2 separate regions of the Homo sapiens genome follow, and region 2 is linked to region 1. Evidence: chromatin contacts called from ENCODE Hi-C or POLR2A ChIA-PET data. All regions are on one chromosome and are shown on one strand. The core of a region is the stretch at or near the end of the contact, and the rest is flanking DNA. Distances in the headings are between cores, read along the strand shown. Region 1 overlaps CAPZB (capping actin protein of muscle Z-line subunit beta). Region 2 overlaps CAPZB (capping actin protein of muscle Z-line subunit beta).

Region 1 (3,474 bases), core at 328-2,827:
ACAGAGGAGTGAACTTAGGGTTCTAGGGACTATGGCCGGGTCACCGGTGGCCAGGGGCAGAGATGAGCACCTGTCCATGTAAGCCATATGCCACCCCCACAGGGCCTGGCAAGGTGCAGAGGGTGCAGGTCTCGGCCATGTACCCCTTTGCCCCTTTCTGAGAGGGGCAGATGCCCAGCCCAGTGACCCAGAGCCTCACCCCAGGAAGCGGGTCCATGCAGCAAATCAGCCAGGCACTGGCATGGTGGCCCCCAGGCCTCCACCGCCTCACCAGTCCCTGTTCAATCTGCTGATAACGCCTTTCCTCCCTTGCAGGTCTGTGCAGACTTTTGCAGACAAATCAAAACAAGAAGCTCTGAAGAATGACCTGGTGGAGGCTTTGAAGAGAAAGCAGCAATGCTAAACCTCTGTTTCATGCTAACCAGACACGCCGTGCACTCGTTAGATTCCTTTCTTAGAAAACTCGTTTTCTGCTCCCTTCCCTCGTCCCTTCCCTCCCCGACAGGTCACATAACAGCTGCATCATTGACCGCACAGCGCCATCTCTCCCTGAGAATAAAGCCGATAGCCACCCTCCTCCGGCTCCGAGCCTGCTTCTGCCACACCTCGCTCTCAGTTCTCTCCACATTTCCATAGAGACCGTGTGGTTTTTGTTCACCCGGGCCCCCCGTCTTCCTCCCTGTCCCCCCATTTATAGGCATAAAATCCACTGTCTGCCAGCCTCCCTTCCCTCCCACCTTTTTGGTACATTGGTGTAAAAAATGTAAAACAAAAAAATTTTATGAACTAACTGTGGTGTGTGAAAGAGAGAAGAAAAACTGGAAATCTTATTCCGTGTGTGTTTGGGAGTTGCTTGGGGTTGGGGGTCGTGGGGACAGGGGACAGCTCTGGGAGCAGAGGTGGCCCTCGGTGCCGTCCTGCGCAGACTCTCCCGTCCCACGGAGGCCGCGGGGTGGGGGCTGGGGGGGGTGCCGCCGACCGTTCCGCTCTTCCGGCCAGGTGCTTTTCTGTCAATTTCTATGGAATGCAAAAGGAGGTTTTTGTTTTATTTTGTTTTTTTGTAAAGCTTAAGAAAAAAATCTACATCTTATACTTGAGCCTCCATACTTAAAAAAAGAAAAGAAAAGAAATCAATAAAAAGAAACTGGGGCGCAGTTAGCGCTGGCCTTCTGTGTTCCTTCTCGCCGGCCTCGCTTTCCGAGCGCGTGTGGCCGTGGCCGTGCGCTGGCTCCAAGCTGGGACGCGTGTGGGCCCCGCTCACGGCAGCAAGGAAGTGTCCCGTCCCCAGCCCCGCCGCCCTGAAAACACCAGGTATGTGATGAGGTGCAGAGTCCCTGTCCCTTTCCGCCCTCTGCCGTTGGAGGGCAGAAGCACCAGCAAACACTGTTCTGGCGCCGCAGCACGCACCTCCCGCCGCCTTCCCACTGTGCCTAGTACAAATGTGAGGCAGCCGAGGTTCAGTTGCAGTAACTCAGCCAAGGCTGCACAGAGCCACAGAGTCTGCCTTCTACCCTCCAAACTGCCCCAGGGAAGATCTGAAGCAGATCTCAAAGTCCCTGCCGAGACCATCCCCCCATCTGTCCGTGGCCAATCAGCGGGCTCCACAACCTGGCCAGCCCATGTGTTTGAGGTCCCTGGGTCTGATGCAACATCTTTTTTTTTGAGACGGAGTTTCACTCTTGTTGCCCAGGCTGGAGTGCAATGGCATGATCTTGGCTCACTGTAACCTCCGCCTCCCAGGTTCAAGCGATTCTCCTGCCTCAGCCTCCTCAGTAGCTGGCATTACAGGCATGTGCCACCATGCCCAGCTAACGTATTTTTAGTAGAGACGGGGTTTCTCCTTGTTGGTCAGGCTGGTCTCGAGCTCCCGATCTCAGGTGACCCTCCCGCCTCCCAATGTGCTGGGATTACAGGCGTGAGCCACCGCACCCGGCCGATGCAGTATCTTTATGGAGTGCAAGTGCCATGGCATACAGACAGCAGAGAAGCCCCTGCCCCCTGAGTTCCTAGTGCCACGTGGAGAACGCAGGCACACTCCAGCCGTGAGCCATGAGGGGATGCACCCAGCGAGCCGTTCCCCATGGGCACACGGGTGTTGCAGCCTCCCGGGGTCATGTTGGCAAGGTGCCTGGCACACAGAAGGGCCCAGCGAGCTGTTCCCCATGGGCACACGGGTGCTGCAGCCTCCCGGGGTCATGTTGGCAAGGTGCCTGGCACACAGAAGGGGCTGGAAAAACAAATGTTTTGCTTTTCATTTTCTTTCATGGTAAAGTTTTATCCAGGATCATCAAGGTAGGTACAGGGGCCACTGCAGTGGGGTCTTGTGGATGGGGAGAGAGATTGGGCTCAACTCTGAGTGCAGCAGCACGGGCAGGTGGGGATTAGAGCCAAGGAGCAGAGGGGGGCAGTGGGTGGAAAATGACTCAGAGGAAACCTCAGGGGTCAGGGGTCTTCCGGCCAAACACACCTAACAGGATTCTTGCTGAAGACAGGCCAGGGTGACCAGACATCACCTGGGGGTGGGGGTGGAGGATGAGGCCAGGTGTGGTGGCTTACGCCTACGATCCCAGCACTTTAGGAGACCAAGTTGGGAGGATGGCTTGAGCCCAGGGCTTTGAGACTAGCCTGGTTAACATAGACCCCATCTCTACAAGAAATACAAACCAGGCGTGGTGGTGTGCACCTGTGGTCCCAGCTACTTGGGAGGCTGAGTTGGGAGGATCACTTGAGCCTGGGAGGTTGAGGCTGCAGTGAGCCGAGATCGTACCACTGTACTCCAGCCTAGAAGACAGTGAGATCCTGTCTCAAAAAAAGAAAAAAAATATCAAGGATGGCCGTTTTTGTAAAATTGACTTAGCAAGGGATTGCTGAAACTGGATTTTACAAGGGCACACAGGTGGGCCTAGGGGAAGGTTCAGGAGCCTGACTAAAGTTTGGCCAAGCAAATAATCTTTGGCAGTTGTCACTTCAAGAAGAAACTGGACAAATGGAAAATGCCTTTCCTTGGACACATGAGAGGAGCTGAGGTCGCAAGGGAAAAACAGCCACCCCTGAAGTCAGTGAGACAGGCACACCGGGAACGCCACAGCAGAGGCCTGCTGTCCTGCAGCAGAGGCTGCTAGGCTGGGAGCTGCTGTGCACGCCAGTGGTAATTCCACAGAACTGCAGAGGTGGAGTGGACTCTGACTCACCTGAGAGTCACCCCTGGAGGCTCAGGCCCGCTCTCCTCTCAGGGGATTTCCCTTCAGGAAACCCACCAGTTGCTCCTTGAGCTGTCACTTTCATCAGCCGTACAATCCTGGGACCAAAAATAATGCTTGAAACCCAGAAATTGTGACTGCGATGTATGACAGGCCTGATCTTGCTCTGCTATCTAGAATCTTCCACAGGGACCCTCACTACCAGTTGGGTTTTTTTGTTTTTGTAGAGACGGGCCCTCACCCTGTTGCCCAGGCTGGTCTCAAACTCCTGGCT
Region 2 (3,474 bases), core at 729-3,228, 46 kb before region 1:
TTGGTGAGGCGGCCCCCTGGCAGGCCAGCCGGAGGTGAGCCCACTGGGGCTCTGTGCTGTGGGGGAGCCGGGGTGAAGCTCTCTTTGCAGCAGATAGAGTTGACTCTACAAGCCAACTGGTAACACTTGGCTAGGGGCCTGGAAAGTACTGGAGACTCCACCCAGCATAGGAGCCTGTGGGAGTTCCCGGCACGGACGAGTTTTTCTACTCCGAGTTCTTTAGATTCCTGTGTATTTGAAATGTTTACCTTCTTCTCGGGACTTCAGCTTGTACTTTGCCCACCAGAGACCAATACCAAGCACATACACACTTAAATTTACTAGGCCACCCTGGTGACCAGGTAATTAAAGCTGCACACAGTTTTTGGAAGGAAGACTGTATTAGAAATCACGCTCCACTGTAATTCAAGAATGGGTTTCTTTATAGAGGGACACAGTTGGTGTCAGACACATGTGGAAAAGAAAAGAACAGGCCCATAATTTTGTCTCAGTGCCCAGGGCCAGATGTTAAAGGTACTGACCACAATATGGCTGCAGTATTGTTAGCCACCTGAGTTTGGTGTGCTGTTTTAACCTCTGTTTCGACCTTGTCCTTTCTCTCTGCCAGGTCCCCAGTCTATGTGAGGATCTCCTGTCTTCTGTTGACCAGCCACTGAAAATTGCCAGAGACAAGGTGGTGGGAAAGGATTACCTTTTGTGTGACTACAACAGAGATGGGGACTCCTATAGGTGAGCTCATGCCCCGGGGATGCAGCAGGCACAGCAGGCACACGCGGGCTGCCGTAGGTACCTGCTGCAGAGCACGGGGACCTTGGACTTGGGCAGCTGGCAGCCCATTCAGCTTTCCTTCCGTTTGTTCCCTGCCCTCCTCTCCTTTCTTCTCTTGTCCTCCCCATTCTTCTCATCGTTCCATCTGTTATTCCAATCATGCAGCAGACGTTTGAAGAGTGCCACCCACAAGCATGAGAGATAGAGCAGCGGACCAAAGGCCCCCTGCCTTCATGGATCTTCCAGTCTAACGGGAGAGGGATGTTGTTCAAAAACAACTGTTCTATTATAATTGCATTCAGTCCTGCGGAGGGCAGTGTACAGGGTGCGCATATGATGGGGATCCTGAGGGCTGGGAGGGTCTCTGTGGTAAGGGATCTACGAACGCAGCTCTGTCAGATACACAACTCTCCTCTCTCTTTCCGTCACCTCGCCCAAGGCTGTAAATAACTAAGTTGACATTAGTCCCTGCCCTGGGTGTCTGATCACCAGGTCTAGCATAGGAGACACATTGGGTAACTGGTAACTGTATGATGTGATTCATACAGCCAGTGCAAAGTCTGTTCAGGGTGGGACGGTAGCACAGAAGAGGCCATGGTCAACTCCAGGAGGACTTCCTGAAGGAGGTGATGTCTGAGCTGGGTTTTAAGGGCATGTAGGAGTTATACCTCTATTTTTTAAGAGTGGGAATCCTTAAACTGGCCCAGTGTTTCCATGATGAATTGCAGTAGTCACTGCCTTGGAGAATGGTAGAGGAACACAGCCTGCTTTAGGTTTATTTGGAGACCACAGAACCAGGGTTGTCTTGAAGCTTCACCCTGATGCTCTCTTTGGAGATGGGGCAAGGCTTCTGGGAAGTCAAAGCAGGAAAAATGATCAGGAGTCAGCCAGTGTGGGCTTCAAACCAGCACAGCTCCCTGTGTCAATGGGACTTTGACAAATCACTTATTGTCGCTGGTCTTTTAGTTTTGTCATCTGTAAAACGGAAATAGTAGTGTTTCTTTACTCAACAGAATGCTTCCTGAAGAAAATAAAGAGGACAGTGGGAGGGAGGGAGAGGACGGGCAGGCAGGGAAGGCTCTCCCACAAGTGGGAACTGGAGGATGAAAAGGTCCAGGTCTGGGGAAGAGCCTGCTGGGTGCTGAGGCCCTGGGTGATGAGCTCACCAGGATGGAGCTGGCAGAAGGCCAGAGGTGGAGAAGGCAGTGAGGGGAGGGCAGTGGGGGCGGAGATGAGGGAGGAGGCATGGCCAGGGCAGGTCTGGCAGGGTCTTGAAGGCCAGGCTGAGGGTAATAAAAGTTAGCACAGGGTTATTTATTGGGGGGATAAAAGAAGTAACACACGTGAAATGTTGAATGGCACAGACATTGTCATATACTTAAAAAGTTTAATACTGACTTATAAGAGACTAGACAACAGTTTTATAATCATGTCCCTTTCCTGGCTTTAAATGGAAATTAGGTAGAGATTATATTTTGCCCTCCTTCAGACCACAGACTAGAGTTGAAATGGTGAGAAGTGGTGAGATTTGAGGTCACTTTTAAAAGTAGAGCCAGCGGCCTCTGCAGGTAGGTGGGGATGGAAGAAGAGGAGGTGGGGTGTGAAGGGTGATTACAAGGCTTCGGACCTGAGCCACTGTTGATTGAGGTGAGGAGGACTCGGGGAGGAGCAGGCATAGGGACACTTTAAGCTTGAGAGGCCCATTAGATCAAAGTGGAGATACCAGGTAGGCTGTGGATGTACCATGTGGAGTTCCAGGAGAGAGGTTTAGGCTGGGGATGTGGCTGCAGATGTCCCAGCATATAGATGGTGATACAGCCCTGAGGCCGATCAAATTCATCCTTGAAGGGCTCATTCTGTGCCTGGAACTGCTGGTCACAGCATGGCGTCCAGGTGCTGTCCTTGGGAGCATCTTGCTCTGTCGCCCAGGCTGTAGTGCAGTGATGCGAACATGGCCCCCTGCACAAGACCATAGGCATGTATCACCATGCCCAGCTAATTTTTTTTTTTTTTTTTTTTGAGACAGAGTCTCACTCTGTTGTCCAGGTTGGAGTGCAGTGGCACGATCTCAGCTCACTGCAACCTCTGTCTCCTGGGTTCAAGCAGATTCTCCTGCCTCAGCCTCCCAAGTAGCTGGGATTACGGGTGTACGCCATCGCTCCCAGCTAGTCTTTGTATTTTCAGTGCAGACAGGGTTTCACCACGTTGGCCAGGCTGGTCTTGAACTCCTGACCTCAAATGATCCTCCTGCCTTGGCTTCCCAAAATGTCAGGATTATAGGCATGAGCCACTGCGCCCAGCCCCAGCTAATTTTTTTGACTTTTTCTCTCTCCTTTTTTTTTTTTTTTTGTAGAGATGGGGGCCTCATTTTGTTGCCCAGGCTGGCCTCGAACTCCTAGGTTCAAGCAGTCCTCCCACTTCAGCTTCCCAAATTGCTAGGATTACAGGTGTGAGCCACATTGCCCAGCCAGGGAGCCACTGATGAAGTGGGTGGACCAGCCCTTAGAGAGAGAAGTCCAGTGAAGATGGTGAGTGGTCTGACAGACCAGGGAGCAGGCAGGGAGAAGTATTCTCGCCCGGCATGCAGTTCAGGGAACGCTTCCTGGAGGAGGTGTTCCTTGAACTGGTCTTGCTTAATCAACATCATTATTATATTTATTATTTCCACCTAAAAACTCCAGTTGACTGTGTAAGGCAGCTGTTCTG

Evidence for each region. A loop is a pair of places that touch in the nucleus more often than their neighbours do. ChIA-PET counts read pairs that join two places held with the same protein, here RNA polymerase II (POLR2A). Pooled maps may share reads with other maps.
Region 2: a loop to region 1 is called in a map of endothelial cell of umbilical vein, with 17 times the contacts of the local background. The contact joins two enhancer-like sites. A Hi-C loop is called at or near these places in 18 of 168 maps with a recorded cell type or tissue (B cell, Caco-2, HepG2 and 13 more), 3 of 37 single-sample maps with no recorded cell type and 19 of 50 pooled maps. POLR2A ChIA-PET finds 5 or more read pairs at or near these places in 4 of 52 experiments (A549, BJ, activated CD4-positive, alpha-beta T cell and 1 more).

What each region holds. Positions count from the first base shown.
Region 1 is chr1:19,336,459-19,339,932 of GRCh38, reverse strand. It overlaps CAPZB (capping actin protein of muscle Z-line subunit beta), which reads left to right. Exons shown (of 9, transcript NM_004930.5): 9 at 316-1,158. The coding sequence ends at 403. Among named protein-coding and RNA genes, the nearest start is that of SLC66A1, 26 kb to the right of the region's middle. RefSeq lists enhancers at 1-448, 1,615-2,579. Within about 2 kb of position 1,577, at least 3 of the 41 ENCODE cell types and tissues checked have a DNase peak (open chromatin) inside an H3K27ac peak, as active enhancers do.
Region 2 is chr1:19,382,760-19,386,233 of GRCh38, reverse strand. CAPZB (capping actin protein of muscle Z-line subunit beta) reads left to right here. Exons shown (of 9, transcript NM_004930.5): 3 at 608-729. Among named protein-coding and RNA genes, the nearest start is that of SLC66A1, 72 kb to the right of the region's middle. Within about 2 kb of position 1,978, at least 5 of the 41 ENCODE cell types and tissues checked have a DNase peak (open chromatin) inside an H3K27ac peak, as active enhancers do.